Linked DNA regions of Mus musculus: region 1 is linked to region 2. A link is a loop called in an ENCODE intact Hi-C map of the cell type or tissue named here. Cell type or tissue: heart. All regions are shown on one strand.

Region 1 (8,000 bases), 170 kb after region 2:
GTACTTGGTGAGTCCCGCTTCCAGGAGGGCTGGCCGGGGCCATCTCCTTTATGGGCTTTGGGTCTCAGCATGGAGGATTTCAGGGTACACCTGAGGAGAGAGAAAGGGAAACCTGCCCCAGCTTGCTTCTCTCCTGAGCAGAAAGCTTCTCTCAATTCTACACCCACCAAGGAAGAGGCGAGAGCCAAGGGAGGAGCTGGGGCCACGCCCATGAAGAGTTACTTTTCTGCCCCTCTAACCAGCAGCTCTCAGCACTTTCGCGACCCCCACAACCCGCCCCAAGTTAAATTATCTTCCTGGTCCATTGGTGGGGTTTGTATTTTGTTGAAGCCGTTTCCTTGGCAGGCATGCAAATGGTCAGGAAAGAAACCAGGAGAGAGGATAGGGTTGAAGGAAGCCAGGGATCTCAGTGGTCCCTCACGCTGGGTCCATTAGCAGGGGTTTATCGGAAGTCCTAGGGAAATCGCATCCCTCAGAAAGCTCCAGGCAGCGTGGGCAGGAGGCTGAGGGCAAGTTGTGCTCATTGCGCTTCCCCCCTACCCCCACCCCTGCCCGGCAGCGAAAGCAGTTGACGGATACGTGAAGCCACAGATCAAGCAAGTGGTCCCTGAGTAAGTGTCCAGAGCCAGCTCTGGGGCTCCCGATACCTCTCTGTCCTCTTCTACCTCCAATACTGGGAAATGTGGCTTAAGCCCTTGAGAAGGAAAGATTCAACTGTCCTGGGATAGCACCCAGGACCTCGTGCCTGCAGCTTGAGTCCCAGAGCCCAATGGGGACACTTTGATCAAATGACATGAAGATGCTAGAAGCCCCCACCCCCACCCGCCATCTGTACCACTGGTCTCTCTGGACCCTGAGGCCGAGGTCTGCTTCTTTTTTGCAGGTTCGTCAATGCATCCACAGATGCCGGAGCCAGCGCCACCTACATGGACCAGGCTCCTTCCCCAGTCGTGTGCCCTCAACCTCACTACAACATGTACCCACCCAAGTAGGTCATGGTTTTACAGGGGTCCATGGGGAGAAACTGGGGCTGGGCCTCAGGCTAGATTCTTGAGGTACAAAAGCATCCAGAGGTCCCCTGAATTTGACTTTATCCAGGCCTGGGCTGTAGCTCTGCCCAAGTTATAGGAAGGTGAAGTCAGTCGCTCAGAGCATTTTGGAACTAGACAACAAGGGTCCTGTCCTCTTTCTGGTACAGTTTATATGATCCTGAGAAATTTTTCTCAGGTGCATGTAGAGGCAACAGGTGTTCCTCCCCACCTCCCCTGGGGTGGGGGTGGGGAATTGGGATCAGGCTCAAATGGAATGGTGATGTGGAACCTTTACATGTAGGGTTGTCAGAAGGGTGTAAGACGCTGCTGCTGCTTCTGTTGGCATGGATACAAGGAAGGAGTGGGAGAGTTGGTCCTTTCTAAGCGATAGTGGCCAAGGCTGGATACCTGGGTTTAGGGAGGTAGCACACTGCAGTTGGACAGCACGTGGCAATCACAAAGACTTACATTCTCTTTTAAAAGTTTTAAGTTGTGTGTGTGTGTGTGTGTGTGTGTGTGAGAGAGAGAGAGAGAGAGAGAGAGAGAGAGAGAGAGAGAGAGAGAGAGAAGAGAGAGAGAGAGCACGAGAGCTTGCATGAATCAGTTCTGTGCTCCCACTATTCCAGGACTGAACTCAAGTCACCAGGATTGATTTGTTGGCAAGCATCATTGAGCCGTATCTCCAGCCTCTATATTATCATTTATGTATATGGTATAGATCTACGTGTCCATGTAGCTCTGTGCAAGTGTGCACACGTGCGGAGACCAGGGGTCAATGCCAGACATATTTCTCAATCACTTTCCACCTTATTTTCTGATCTGTCTCTCACTGAACCTGAAACCCATTTGCCTAGGCTGGCTGGCCAATGGGTTCCAAAGATCCCCCTGTGTCTGTCTTCCCCACCCCCCTGTGCTGGGGTTACAGACACACTGCCACACCGATATTTGTGTAGGCACTGCAGATCTTACCTCAGGTCCTCTTGCGTGTGAAGCAGTCCCTTGGCTCAGGCACTGCCCAGCCTCCTTTGGAAGTTCTTACTAGCGATGTGTATTGTATGGAGGGGTGAGCTTCATGATGGTATTATCATTCAAGCCCTAGGCTCTGATTCTTAGGCTCTATGTAGTCCTACTGGCCTGGAATTCACCTGTCTTTGCCTTACAAGTGAAAGCTGGGATTAAAAGCCTGCACTACCACACCCAGCCAAGATCTAGAGTCTGATTCTAGCTGCAGGTGGCTCCAAACAAGTTTCCCAGTTCCTAATTCTCACTTTAAGATGGTTTGGAGGATTAGTGGTCAGTGGCTGAAAGCCACTACGGGGGGGGGGGGTCATGAAGGATGTGGTAGCATATGTAAGTGAAGAATGTCATACATAGGTGAGTGGCCAGTCACCTTGTCTTATAAGTACAGGCAAGGGGAAAACGCCCTGAGATCATGGTATGAAGCAAGAGTGGAATGGAAGTAGATTATCTTCCCCAATCCAGCCTGGTGGGAGTTCCAGGCCAGGCTGCCATGGGTCCTGTCCTCAGGAGACTCCAGTCTTTGTGAGCAGCAGCCTGAGGACGCTCTATGGGGGTTTGGAGCCATGAGACCTGCCAGTTTCTCCAACATCCCTCTCTTTGCCAGCCCTGACCCTGTCCTTGACCAAGATGGCGAGTTTGACCTGGATGAGAGCATGGATGTTGCCAGGCACGTGGAAGAACTTTTACGCCGGCCCATGGACAGTCTCGACGCCCGCCTCTCCCCACCTGCTGGTCTCTTCACCTCCGCTAGAAGCTCCCTGTCCTGAACGCTGGACTCCATGCTTCTCTTGGAAAACCACCTTCAGTGTGAGGAGCCCACGTCAGTTGTAGTATCTCTGTTCATACCAACAATGGCTTTGCACGTTTCACAGGGCTACCTTGCCCACACAGTTCTGGGTTTGTGGCTAAAGCGGTGGTGACCTTTTTGTTCAGACCTCAAGGGCCCCCAGGGCCTCTCGTGTAAGAGCTGAACCTATCATTGCTGACAAACCTATTTCTCCGGTGTCCTTTTTCTGTCCAATGGCCATTTCAGTGAAATTCTAGAAAAGGCAGGGAGGCAGGTTTAGGCAACTAAGTTGGAGTTTTACTCCTAAGCTAGAAGCTTCGCCCAGACCGGTGTGCTCCTGTCCTCGCACAGGTGGAAGATTGGGGTTCATCTTAGTGACCCTTTATACCTTTGTGTATACATACGGGCTGCAGACTTTGTGATTGCTCGGTGTGCTTAAGCTGTTCCCTTCAACACAGCAGAGGGCTGCCACAGCCGAGTGTCAGTTCTTGCGCCAGGGTGGATGGACGTGAGATTCAAGTCTAACGGCCTTGTCCACGTTCCCACCATCCCTTTTCTCCATTCGATATCCTCACCCTTCCAGATGGATTCATCCTTCTTGCTTTTTTTTTTTTTTTTATGTTTTTGCTTTGCTTTTTTGAGACAAGGTCTCTCCATATATCCCAGACTATCCATGAATGATCCTCCTACCTGTTTCTAGAGTGCTAGGATTACAGGCATGCATGACCACACGTGGCCTCATCCTTTCTTCCTTTCCTGTTTGCAACCTTGCTTATTATATCAGAAAGGAGGGGAATACTGGGGGTCTGGGAGGAGGAAACCTGGGGCGAAAAACCTGTAGCACACAAAACCTGTACACACTGTCTGAAGGAAGGGGGTGGGGAGCGCTCAGTCTGCTCCACTCTGCTGGGCGGCAAGACCTAGAACGGGCCCTGCACTGTCCCACCATGGGTTGTGGTCTCAGAAATCGCTTCAGCAGCTCTTCCCTGGAGGCTGTGACAGAGCAGCCAGGAGGAGCCGACTAGGAGTCCTGGCTTCCAACCTCTCTGAAGGAAGCAGAGGGATGCTTTTTATATTTTGTACATAGAACTCAACATTTATGTAAACAGTGTTTTTGAATAAAGTTTTTGTTGGTTTGGTTTTTGCAAATCTACCAGTCTGCTTCCTGGTTTACTGGGCTGTGTGATGGATGGGCTTTTCACTAAAGTTGAAGTTTTGTTCCCAATTTTAGCTTGGAGTTATCTCTGCTCCCTCTGCTGTGATCTTAAGGGTGCTGCTGCCCTAAAGCAGTGTCAGAAAGCTAAACACTCTCTCTCTCTCTGTGTGTGTGTGTGTGTGGTGTATGTGTGTATTTGTTAGGGGCTACATGCCCAGGAAAATGTGTGTGTGTTAGGGGCTACATGCCCAGGAAAGCAGGGGTTTAAGGGCTTGGGGAAAGAAGGTGCAAGAATGAAAGCAAAGCTATAGTCCAGGCTACCCCTCCCCAGCAGCCCCCTAAGCAATCACAGGGGCCAGGGCCAGAGTGCCTGTCAACCTTCCTGTGGCCAAGGGCATTAGAGAGCCTGGACAACAGCCCTTCATCCCCTGGCCTCTTCCCAGAGCCTAGCAGGTGACATCAGCCAACTGCTGCCATAGACTGAGAAAGCAAAGGAAACTAGTCAGGACAGAGAGGCCTGCCTTGCCCTAGCTGGACCTCTGGCACCCAGGTACAATTAGTCCAGGACTCAGGGTTGGAGCCTTGGACTTAAAGAGCACACTCCTGGGCTGGAGTGAGCAGGTAAGAGCACTGACTGCTCTTCCAAGGTCATGAGTTCAAATCTCAGCAACCACATGGTGGCTCACAACCACCTGTAACAAGATCTGACACCTTCTTCTGGCGCATCTGAGGACAGCTACAGTGTACTTGTGTATAGTAATAATTCTTTGGGCTGGAGCCAGCCGAGGTCCTCAAATTCAACTCCCAACAACCACATGAAGGCTCACAACCATCTGTACAGCTCCAGTGTACTCATATACATCTTTTTAAAAAGGGGGGGGGCACACTACTGAGGATTGAGGGTTGGGGCATGAGGAACTGTAAGACAGGTTACCTCAGAGTTCCAATCATGTTTGGGGGAAGGAGCTCAGTTCACAGCCTGTCCCAGGCAGGGTGGCTGGGGATTGGAAGCAGGGTCTGGCCCTGCCTCAGTCGTGCTAAGAACACTGATCCCTGCTTCCATCTCTGCAGAGGCGGCACTGGTATCTCTCACCGAGGCACCCAGTGCAGGGCTGGGCTCCAAGGTACTGAGCAGGGAGAGGAGTAGGTGGGGGGTGCTGTGAGCAGGCGCCTTGTCTGTGGCCTTTTCCTCAATTATCGTTGCTGACTGCCCAGGGGCCCTGTAGCCACCAGCCAGGGAAGTGGCTGCAAGTTGTCCCCACTGTAAAGAAGGTGATAATGGGCCAACTGTGGAAGGAGAGGCCTTGGTCTACACCCCAGCCCTCCCGCCCTCCATTAGGGAGCTTATCTGACTCCAGAACAAACACAGCAGCTTTGGGAGGGCAGAGGGAGGAGGCCACTCTGACACTGTCCTGCCACTGGACTATGACCTCTGGCTCCTGGGTCACCTCTTCTGGAGGACGGTAGCTGATGTAAGGTGGGGGGCCTGCATCACCCTGGGAATGAGAAGCAAACAGAACTTCAACCGAGCTGGGCTGCTCTATCCCCTCTTATCATGTGCTCCTAGCCCGGCTCTGCCTCTTCCAAGCACAACCTAGGCAAAGGTGGTCCCGCCAGCCAGCCAGCCCCCACTGCCAGACAGTTCCTATATAATCTTTATTTCTGGAAGTTAAAGTAGTTACAGCAATATACAAAAACAAACAACAACAAAAAACAACCCACAATAATATAAATTTTTACACTAGAAAGTTTACATTGGAATCTGAGTGCAGTGGCCAGAACACAAGCCACTGCACTGAAAGGCTAAGCAGTCTGCAGGCTGGGTGAGGCTGGGGCCAAGTGGGGCCAAGGAGAGGGAAAGTGGGCAGTTCCAGGGGCTCACTATGGGTGGTTAACCCAGGCACACAGACTTCCCAGAGCCCCTGAGGTACAACACCAGCCCCAGAGAAGCCCTCACCTTGTTCCTGGGTCCCCAGGATTGAAAGCCATAAAAATGCCCAAGCCTTGCCTTCCTAAATACCCTTTCAGTTTATAAGTTCAGCTTATTGTATAACTAAAGAACATTGATGGGGTGGGAGAGCAGTAACTGTCTCGAAGCAGAAGGCTGGGGTGGTCAAGGCAAGCAGTTCGTCTTGGAGACAATGTCCTCACTGCCCTTAATTCAGACACTGGTTAACTGGAAGGAAACAATTCCACAGACACTGATCAGCTGAATGAGGTGGCTTTGAGTCACTGAATCTAGCCATGCCTCTGTCAGGAAAGGCTTGCCTTGAACACTCAGTGTTCCAGTAAGCTGAGTGAGCGAAGCAAGCAAGCGACATGGAGGCCACAGTAGGTGCAGGAACTGTGTTCCACCTCACCTGGGAGACCCAATGGGGAGCAGACAGTTGCCAGTCTCAGGGGAGGCCAAGAATACACCACTCATATGAGGGCAGACCTGGAGTATATGTCAGCTTTTGCCCTGTGGTTACAGATATCCCTGGGAACCAAGCGCATAGAATAAGGACCATACTCCCTGAGCTTTGCTGAGGGCCTGTAGTCTGAGGCAGGTTCAAACCTGTAAGGCAATCCCTCTCGACACAAGGTCCTGAGGCAGGGATTCCCAATAGAAGCAGGACAGAGGGCCTTTGGACATGGGAAGGGGACATACTACCAGCAAGGTCAAGTGGGAAAGGAAGGCAGGTTGACCCTAGGCCCAGTAAGGCACCCACAGGGCAGGCTGACCCTGAAACAGGGTCTGGAGTCTGGGTTGGGGAGGGAGTAGGGTGATGACAAAGGCTTTCCAGTGCCCTTGGCCTACCTCACACCTCCAACCGACAAGCATACTGGGTAAACAAAACCCAGGGATATCTAGGTTCTCTCTAGCCTTTGTGTTTGAACCAGAGGCCAAGCCACAGCTCTCGGATCTCTTTTACAGATTTGATCTGCAACCATTCCAGGGTTTATATAGATGATCAGCCTGAAGACAGCGCTGGAGAGGCTGTTAACTGAGTATTCCTTGATATGGAAAGGCTATGCTGTGTCAGTGTGTTTTGCCCTTTAATTCTTATTTTTTTTTTTTTTAATTTAAAGAGGAACCTCTGGGCTTAGTCCTAGCTTCTATGTGGATATTAGCAAGGTTGAAAGTGCAGAGCCAGGAGTTCCCAGCCTGGGGTATCAGCTCACAGAGTGGGGCAACAGGATGCCATGGGCACCAGGAGGCACTTGTCTAACAACCAACCCCGAGCTGCTGAAAAAGGAGGGCAGGCGGGCAGGACAGGAGGTGTTCCCCTTGCTCCCTTCTGCTCTCAGCCCCATCCCCAGACTCAGAGGTGCTCTCCTCTTTACATAACAGTTTATCACCCACACTCACTCATTTCTCTATTTTAAAAAGTGCCCAGATTGCCCAAAGATAGCAGAAGTAGGAAATTAAAAAAAAAAATCTGGAACCACAAAGTTAGGAGTTTCAGACGATATGGGGTTCGGCTGCTTAGGGGTGGAGCACGGGGCAGGTGTCTCAAGTCACGTCTCTGCAGCTTCTGGTTTCAGCTCCTCACATGGGGGAGGTAGCACACTCCGAGGTCAGATCCATGTCAAACGTGAGCGACTCTGCAGAGACACACAGAGAGTGTCAGTTCAGCCACCTGACTAAAGCCGACTCACAAACCCTCATCCCTCTGTACGAGGACAGGGCTCAGGAACCACCAGTCTCCTGTTCCTTCAGACATGGACAAGGTCAGAAAAGCCAGACTTCCTGCCCCTCACAGGAGGGCCTTGCCCTCCCAGAAGAGCACAGTCTCCACCTCAGCCCTCACTCTCTCTTTCAGGGGTCTGAGGCTGCCCTGGGTGTGGTAGCCTTAGCCACACACTGCCACCTGAGACTAGCCTAAATCAAAGGCATCAAAGCCACTCCATTTCAAAGACTCAGTAGAGGAGGCGGGACAGGGGAGGACAGCTCCATGATTTCTCAGATGCTGAAGTGCCGCTGCTGCTTACCCAAGCTGTCAAAGTCTCTTACTGCTTTTAC
Region 2 (8,000 bases):
TCTGGGGGAGGTGGAGCGGCAGGTGAGGGTGGAGACCGCCAGACTGGCTGTTCAAGCCTCCCCTGTAAGGCCCTGTCTGGGCTTACCTGGTATAATTGACTTTGTAGGTAGCGACATCCTCAGACTGGGACCGCTGCCGGAATTGAGCAGGGGTCTCCAGCTTCCAGTAGTTAAGGCAGAGCAGGAACATCTTTGAGAGCTCAAACATTGTCTGGCGCTCTCGGGGGGCCAGGTGGCTAAATTTGTACTGCACAAAGTTCAGTACACCCTGAGGAGTAAGGAGGGGACAAAATCAGGAGGAGGTGTGGACAGCCAACAGAGGCATGTCAAATAGGAGGGATTCTGTGAAGAGAACCTCTGACCCTTCCAACTTCCACACCCACTCTGAGGTCAGCAAACACCATGTCCCTTCCTTGAACCTCTCCCCTGTTCTCAGCTTGAGGAAATAAACCAGACTCTCCACCCTCTTAAGTCGCCTTTAATCTTGCTACATGCCCGCCCTACCTGTTCAATGTTAGGCTTCTCAAATGGGGGGCTGCCTAGAGACCCCTCCACCACTGGCCGTGTCATCTGCAGAATGCACTTCCGCAAGAGCTGTAAGGAAGAGGGATGGGCAGAAACAGGAGTAGCAGAGCTCAGAGAGCAGGATCCCCAACACACACCAAAGCTTCACCATCTTTACTCCATGAGAACTCACCTTGAAGAGGTAGAAATAGACTTGTTTGGTGTCTGTGTCCTCTTCCTTGTGAACAGACATGAACAGATTTTCTACATCTACTACCATTCCCAAGAGCCGGTTAATCTCGTCCTCTGACACATTCTCCAGGTGGGACACATGGTCCGCTGCAAGATGGTTACATTAGGGCTGGGAAGAACAGAAGAGCTCCACGGGGCTTGATTCCTGTACCTCCTCTAACTAGCCAGTGACACACCCTTGATTCTCCAATTCTTGACAGACAGGGAGACCCAGTGTTCTCAGTTCTCCCATCAGCCCTTGGTAGCTACCTGCTACCAAGGCAGATCTCCTTTTTTCCTTCCATGGGACATTCACATTTATTCCCTACCCAATATTTCCTTAGAAGGTCTCCAAGAAGCTCTGTGGTACTTATGTCACCCTGTTCAAACAGGACCTGGCTCCTGCCCTCCGCCCCAGCTCCAAAGGTGGTGCCTGCCTTACCCAAAGGGTGCTCACAGCTACGGCACAACTCGCTCAGGTTGGCAGCTGGCTGCTGGAGGTCCATGCGGGGTGCGGTGGGGGGCTTGGGGTTTTTCCAGCCATTACACTTGCAGGTTTCATTGGCCTGGAGGGGGAAGGTTCAGTTCCCTGATGCTGTCTGCATCCCAAGCGCAAGAGCGGCTCTATGGCTAGAGCTTCGCCCCCCATTCCTACCCCAGACCTTGGATGCCCCAAGCCCCGCCCCTTTTGCTCTAGGCCCCGCCCCCACCTTGCAAGCTGAGAAGACCCCTAGTTTCTCAAGCTTCTTGGCACGCGGCAGACCCCGGACTTGCGCCTTCCTCTGGCTAGCGCGCTGCTGCTGGCTCAGGCCAGGTCGAGCCGGATCCCCCCCACTTCCTACCCCGGCGCCCCCACTCCCTGTGCTCCCAGCTGGGGCTGCAGCTGGGGCAGGGGCTGGTGCCGGAGTCGGAGCCGGAGTGGAGGCTGAAGCCGGACTGGGCGCAGGAGTCGAAGTTGGGGCAGGGGCTGGGGAGTGAAGGGGCCGGGGCTGCGCTGCCGGGACCGGGTTTGGGGCCTGGGAAGGTTCCGCCATGGCCTCCCCCGCAGCGGAGCGGCGCCGCGCTCCCAGCCCTAGGGCCGCATGGGCAACCGGCGCACAGTGCGCAGGCGTCACGGCCCCGGCGCACGATGGGAGTCGTAGTCTTCCTTTGCCGCTTCCCATCCTTTGGCCTTCCATACTTTTTTTTTTCTTGGTTCCAGACAACCAAATGTCGCTTGGTTGAGCATCCTAGATTTGACCATTACTTCATTCTAATCTTTTTTAAGCCATCCGAGATAGTGACAATTACTATCCTCTTGGGAACAAGAGGCACCCCAGAACACTGGCCGTCTGGAGGATTTGTGGATGCTGCCCTTTTAAAGTCCATAGGTGGAAGAACAGGCCTGGGCCTGAGGTTGGCTCCCACATTGCAAAAGCCTGCCCTATTGTGGCTGCCGGCTAAGGCTTGCAGCTACAATAGAGATAAAATGTAACATTAATTCTACTATTTGTACTGTGGTGTTCACACTTATGAATTAACTTTGACAATCAGTTTTTGGGTTTTGTTTTGTTTTGTTTTATTTTGTTTTTTGAGACAGGGTTTCTCTGTGAAGCCCTGGCTGTCCTGGAACTCATTCTGTAGACCAGGCTGACCTCGAACTCAGAAATCCGCCTGGCTCTGCTTCCCAAGTGCTGGGATTAAAGGCATGCGCCATCACTGCCCAGTGACAATCAGCTTTTTCTATACTTGGGTTGCTGTTAAACAGAAACGGTTTTATTTTCAAAAGAACAAAGAGACATAGTTGTGGGCCATGCTGCTGTTGAATGTGTGTGTTCATGCACGGGCATTCGTGTGTGTGTGTGTGTGTGTGTGTTGGGAGTGGGCAGGAAAGGGGGGGGGGAGTGTGTTTGTGTGTGCTGAGAACTAAAGAACCAGAGAGACCAACACTGAAGATGCGGAGGGTAGGGGGTGGTCCCCTCTTCTGGCTCGCCTAGGCAGCTTTGAAGATGGAGAGGATTCCTGACCTCATACCCTTCCATCCTACCTCCATCTTTTTCCCTGCCCACTCCTTAATGGGGGGGTGGGGGTGGAGGAAAGCCAGAGAAATAGACAGTTTCTTCCCATTGTAGAGGTAGACTGTGAAAGGTCAGGGATAGTTCTTCCTGGAAGATCAGAAAGGCCCCCTCTTTTGGCTCAGTCCAGAGAACAATTTTCCTTGCCCCAGGCCCGATTCTTAAAAGGGCAGGGTAGGGCAGGGCCGGCAGGGCAGGGCAGGGCAGAGCAAGCCAGACCTTTTCAACCCCGTTGCTCAATCCCATCAGCTCCCAGGATGGAGCTGTAACCCCGCACATTCAGGTGATCCAGTTCCTTCATAGCCTCCTTCCTGCCCTCTGATGTGAGAGAAGGGCCCAGGGAGAAGCAGAAGCCGGTTCTGGACAAAAGCTGCAGCGCTTGCAAGGAAGATAAGACAGCGACTTGAGTGTTTTTGCCCTTCTGGATGGGAAGAGTGGGCGGGCCCTTCCTCTTCGCACCCGCCCCGGATGGGGGGTTGGGGAGCCCTCGCGCCCTCAGGCAGCAGTTGCACTCTCGGATGCAGCGGGTAGGAAGCAGTTTCTCCACCGGGCAGCGCGAACCCGGGGAAAACCGGGTAGCTTCCCGATGTCCCAGCGTGGCCCTTGCTGAACGGAATCAAGTGGCCACTCTACCAGTGAGGCTGCTCAGGGATGAGGTGCAGGGCAATGGCTGTGAGCAACCAAGTTTCCAAATAAAGGTGGATGCCCAAGGTTTCGCTCCGGAGGACTTGGTGGTGCGGATAGACGGCCAGAATCTGACGGTGACCGGCCAGCGGCAACACGAGTCGAATGACCCGAGCAGGGGCCGCTACCGCATGGAGCAGAGTGTTCACCGACAAATGCAGCTCCCGCCGACCTTAGATCCTGCAGCCATGACCTGCAGCCTGACCCCCTCTGGCCATCTGTGGCTCAGGGGACAAAACAAGTGCCTACCTCCCCCTGAAGCTCAAACAGGCCAGTCCCAGAAACCCAGGAGGGGAGGGCCTAAGAGCTCCTTACAAAACGAAAGTGTGAAGAATCCTTAGAGTCTCTTAGCGTTCTTCCTGCGGGAGAAGAGTTGAAGCCCAAACAGACTCGGCCCTGAGACTCAGGAGGGGAGGCCCTAGGCACTACAACCTACCCTAATGTATTAAACCGAGGTGTGCAGCAGCCTTAAGTCCTCCTGCTTTTTTCCTGAGGGTGAAGGGTTGGAGCTGTAGGGAGTAGGGTGACCAGGGGAGGGAACTCAAGGTGGTAGTAAGTACATCAATAATCAAGTTTCTGGCCCTGAGATAAACTAGGGGTGTGTATGGATTTAGCCAATAGCAATAGCTCCAGCAGGGAGCAGCAGAGAGCTGGGACAGCCTAGCTGTTGCCATTCAGAATCAGCTGATGGTCTGAACCAGGATGGACAGTGTTGAACCTGGCATGGAGGTGTCACGAAGGACAGTGGTAGTGATGGGCTGTAGCACCGGCCTTACGACCAGTACTCGGTGTTCCTCGTCAGGGAGAGGAGATATTTAAAAAAAAAAAAAAGGTCTGAGTCCTAATTAGGTCCTATCAAAAAACCCTCACAGGTCACTTCAGACACCAACAATCTTCAAATACAGGTTGCATATCCTTTAATGTAAGCTGGGGGGAGACAGATGTCAGCCCCAGGTCAGTCCTATCCTCTTCCACCATCAGAACTACCAACAGCAGGGCTTCTTTCTTTTGGTTACCATGACCACCAGCATCCTCTCACACACAGGGAGTAGAGCCATTTAATGAGATTGGATGATTCATTTAAATTAACTTCAGGAAAAACAGAGAGGCTACGTATGGCCTGATCAGCTGCCAGAGAAGGACGAGGAAGACAAGCGTGAGGTCGATCGATCGGCTGACTATATTGACAAGATACTGATTGGTTACATGGTGAAGAAAACATACAATACAAAATACAGAAAAAGTTGGTTCCATCCCTCCCACTCCCCCCCCTTACCCACCCACCCCCAAATACTCATCATCGTGATTTGGTCAGAACAGGGCTCAGAGCCAGAGGTCAGAGTGACCAAGGGTGGAGGGATCCTGGGCCATGGGTGTCCGGCTGTCAATAATGATGCTTAAGTAATGCTGCGGTTTCTCTCCCAGCTGGGAGTCAGTTGGGGAGGAGGCTGCAGCCTGATTGACAGCCAGCTGAGGGAAGAGCAGCCTGTCCCTTCCCCAGCTCAGGGCCTGCCCACTGCCCCAGCCTAAGACGCTCCCAACAAGTTAAGATGTGGGTGCTCTTGCTGAGTCCGCTCTCCAGCAAGAAGGGAAGAAAGGGTGACTGCTCCAAGCCCTGTCCCCACGGATGAGGAGCACAGGAGCATGGCTACTACCAGCAAAGGGCAAGTGGGGGAGCGGGAGAAAGGGACCTGGGAAGAGCAGAAGATCATATATATTAAAAAAGTGACTTAAGACTTAAAATTGAATTAGTATTTGTACAGAAAGGTGCAGGTGGAATAACTCCCTCCGGCCTAGGATCAAAGTTATGCGGAGAATTCTTGATGGACCCTTCCCCTGCCCCCAGTGGTGGCCCGAGTTGTTAAGTGCGATTGGTTAGAGTAGATTCCAGTCGGGTCATTGTGGTGGAGGAGTGGGGGCAGTGGCAGGTAAGGGGGCTCAGTTGCTGCAGCACTGGCTCCGGCTGGCTGGGTTGCTCTCCTGCAGATCCACACCTCTGGTTCGGCCCGGAGCCCCAGCCGCATTCTGGGGCTCATTCTTGGGAAGCTTCTTAGCTGTTAGGGAGAGAAGGGGAAGTAGGTTTTGAGGTCACCCTAACACTCTCCCCTACTCAGTGACAGCCAGAATACTGGAGGGCTTGTGTGCCAGGTATACTGTGTCCCTAGAAACTGAAGCAGAGAACTTGCCCAAAACCCGAGTGACAACCGGCATTGCCAGGATTTGAACTCATAGACAGAAGGATTCCTGAGGCAAATGAGCTAAAGTCCTATGGGGGAAGACATGGCAATGGAAGGCTCTGACATGGGCAGGGAGAATAACACTTAGACTGGTCCAGGCATTAGAAAGTTTTGCATCTGGGAGTCAGACGATTTTACCAGTTAATTTTATTTAAAAAATTTTTAATTTTAGGTATATGAGCACACTGTCACTGACACACCAGAATCGGATCGAATGATTGTGAGCTGGGAATTGAACTCATGATCTCTGGAAGAGCAGCTGGTGCTCTTAACTACTGAGCCATCTCTCCAGCTCAATTTTATAAGTTTAAATGGTAAAAATTCTGCTGGGGAAGATATCCCACAGACCCACTAGAGACTAGCACACAGGGTCCTGTTCTGCTCAGGGGAAGGACAGGGAGAGACAACTTACCTATTGCCATGAAAATTTCATTCACGTTCATTGCAGTCTTGGCAGACGTCTCCATGAAGAGCAAGCTGTTGTCATCTGCATAGGCTTGTGCTTCCTGACTCAGGCATGTGAGGAAGAGAGTGGGAGGGGAACATGGCAGATGGCAGGGCTAAGACCCAGGATAAGATCTTCCTTGGTCTCTGCCCTTATAAATCAAGAGACTGACTGGGCAAATGCAGGGGTTTCAGGCTTAGGGTTCCCCTGTTCTGGGTTTCCCCAAAACACCAGCATCACCTGCTCTCCACTCACACGCCACACCTCGCAGTTCACAAATATTGGCAGATTCTTAATAGCTTCCCTAGGTCCTCTCTGTCTACTTGTTCTTCAAAATCACCAGGCGAAAGATCCTCCTGGAGAGAGATCTCCTGCACTATGCCTGCACATCTGGACAAAAGCATGAGCAGATGTGGATGCCACCTGCAGCACTGTCTCTAGTCCTCAGCGGTTATAAGCAATCCAGGAGGCCATCGAGTTAGGACTGGAAAAAGATGAACTGAGGGGTGTGGAGGCTCATGATTGTAACCCCAGGAAAAACAAGAGGTTCAGGAGTTCAAGGCCAGCAGCCTGGGCTACTACATACTACATGAGATACTTCCTGCTCCCCACCCCTACAAAAAACATAGGACACTGTAACATATAGTACATGTGGTACACAGCATATTCCCATCCATGATGTAAAGTAAAAGATATGTACATTTTTGGGAAAACCAAAACCTGGGAATTCTGGATAAGAGAGGCTAAGTTTCTAGGATTAAAGACACTAAACTCATTCTCTAGGCCTTGTTGGAGTATTTGAAGTTTACATGCATGCATTGCCTAAAAAAGTACTGCTTCAGTCCATTTGGCTTACAAAGCAAACGTGCAGAAATATTACCTATCCACCCACTCCCACAACACAAAGACAATTCCTTTATGGCCTGTGCTTGAGTCCTGAGAGGACAGCAGATGAGAGCTGCCACTGCCTGTCACCTTACAGGGCCCAGGCAGCCTGGAGAGGCCTCCCTTACAGAGCCAATGCACCCTTCCCCAAGTTCTGTCACTTTACCTGAAACTCCACAGCTCTCTTGCTGGCCAGGTCTGCTTTGTTCCCCGCTAGTGCAATGACGATGTTGGGGCTGGCCTGCCTCTGTAACTCCTTCACCCAATTCTTAGCCCGTGCAAATGTATCCTGAGGAGACAGGATGGCAATGTCAAAGGGACAAAGGAAATAGTCTACTCAGGGTTACTCAGTTGCAAATGCAAACTGGCATAGCCATAGGCATTTGAAACATCACCCCTAAAGATTCTTATGCTCTTTTTCCAGTCAACAGGAAATCCGCCCATACACCACCCCGAACAGAAGGCTGAGTGGTCTGAAATGAGGTTGTTTGTTTGTTTGTTTTTAAGATTTATTTCATCTATGTGAGTACATTGTCTCTGTCTTCAGACACTCCAGAAGAGGGCATCGGATCCCATTACAGATGGTTGTGAGCCACCAAGTGGTTGCTGAGAATTGAACTCAGGACCTCTGGAAGAGCAGTCAGTGCTCTTAACTGCTGAGCCATCTCTCTAGCCCCCCAAATGAGGTTTTTATAACCCAGTTCTTGGGGATTTACAGAAATGAAGGACAAAGAGAAAAGAAGGAAAGTCTTTACTGTGTTGGTGATGTCATAGACCACAATGGCTGCTTGGGCCCCCCGATAGTACATCGGGGCCAGGCTGTGATAGCGCTCTTGGCCAGCTGTGTCCCAGATCTCAAACTTGACCGTTGTATCGTCTAAGCAGACAGTCTGTGTGAGGAAAGCCGCTGCAAGAGAAAAGGTGGTGTCATTAGGCAAGGAAGAACTGGAAACCACCCTG

Evidence for each region. Peaks named below come from ENCODE experiments on the same cell type or tissue, not always from the same donor. Only the 100,000 strongest peaks of a DNase experiment are listed, where the experiment ranks them.
Region 1: it touches region 2 in a loop (2.4-fold over the local background); 1 of 42 quality-filtered maps calls a loop at or near these places.

Annotation. Positions count from the first base shown.
Region 1 is chr11:100,881,179-100,889,178 of GRCm38, forward strand. Stat5a (signal transducer and activator of transcription 5A) reads left to right here. Exons shown (of 20, transcript NM_011488.3): 17 at 1-7; 18 at 560-611; 19 at 884-988; 20 at 2,656-3,991. The coding sequence ends at 2,818. Stat3 (signal transducer and activator of transcription 3) reads right to left here. Exons shown (of 24, transcript NM_213659.3): 24 at 5,628-7,582. The coding sequence ends at 7,527. Among named protein-coding and RNA genes, the nearest start is that of Stat5a, 26 kb to the left of the region's middle. In heart, no CTCF peak of the experiment used is centred here; DNase peaks (open chromatin) are centred at 2,673 and 4,473; H3K4me3 peaks cover 527 bases; H3K27ac peaks cover 3,187 bases.
Region 2 is chr11:100,710,636-100,718,635 of GRCm38, forward strand. It overlaps Kat2a (K(lysine) acetyltransferase 2A), which reads right to left and starts at 1,832. Exons shown (of 18, transcript NM_001038010.2): 1 at 1,446-1,832; 2 at 1,178-1,301; 3 at 698-843; 4 at 505-594; 5 at 87-268; 6 at 1. The coding sequence starts at 1,769. Hspb9 (heat shock protein, alpha-crystallin-related, B9) reads left to right here and starts at 3,294. Exons shown (of 1, transcript NM_029307.2): 1 at 3,294-3,940. The coding sequence starts at 3,308. The coding sequence ends at 3,814. It overlaps Rab5c (RAB5C, member RAS oncogene family), which reads right to left. Exons shown (of 6, transcript NM_024456.5): 3 at 7,796-7,947; 4 at 7,207-7,329; 5 at 6,123-6,216; 6 at 4,368-5,527. The coding sequence ends at 5,412. In heart, a CTCF peak has its summit at 4,097 (motif pointing right); DNase peaks (open chromatin) are centred at 1,816, 3,256, 3,806, 3,866 and 3 weaker places; H3K4me3 peaks cover 2,986 bases; H3K27ac peaks cover 2,882 bases.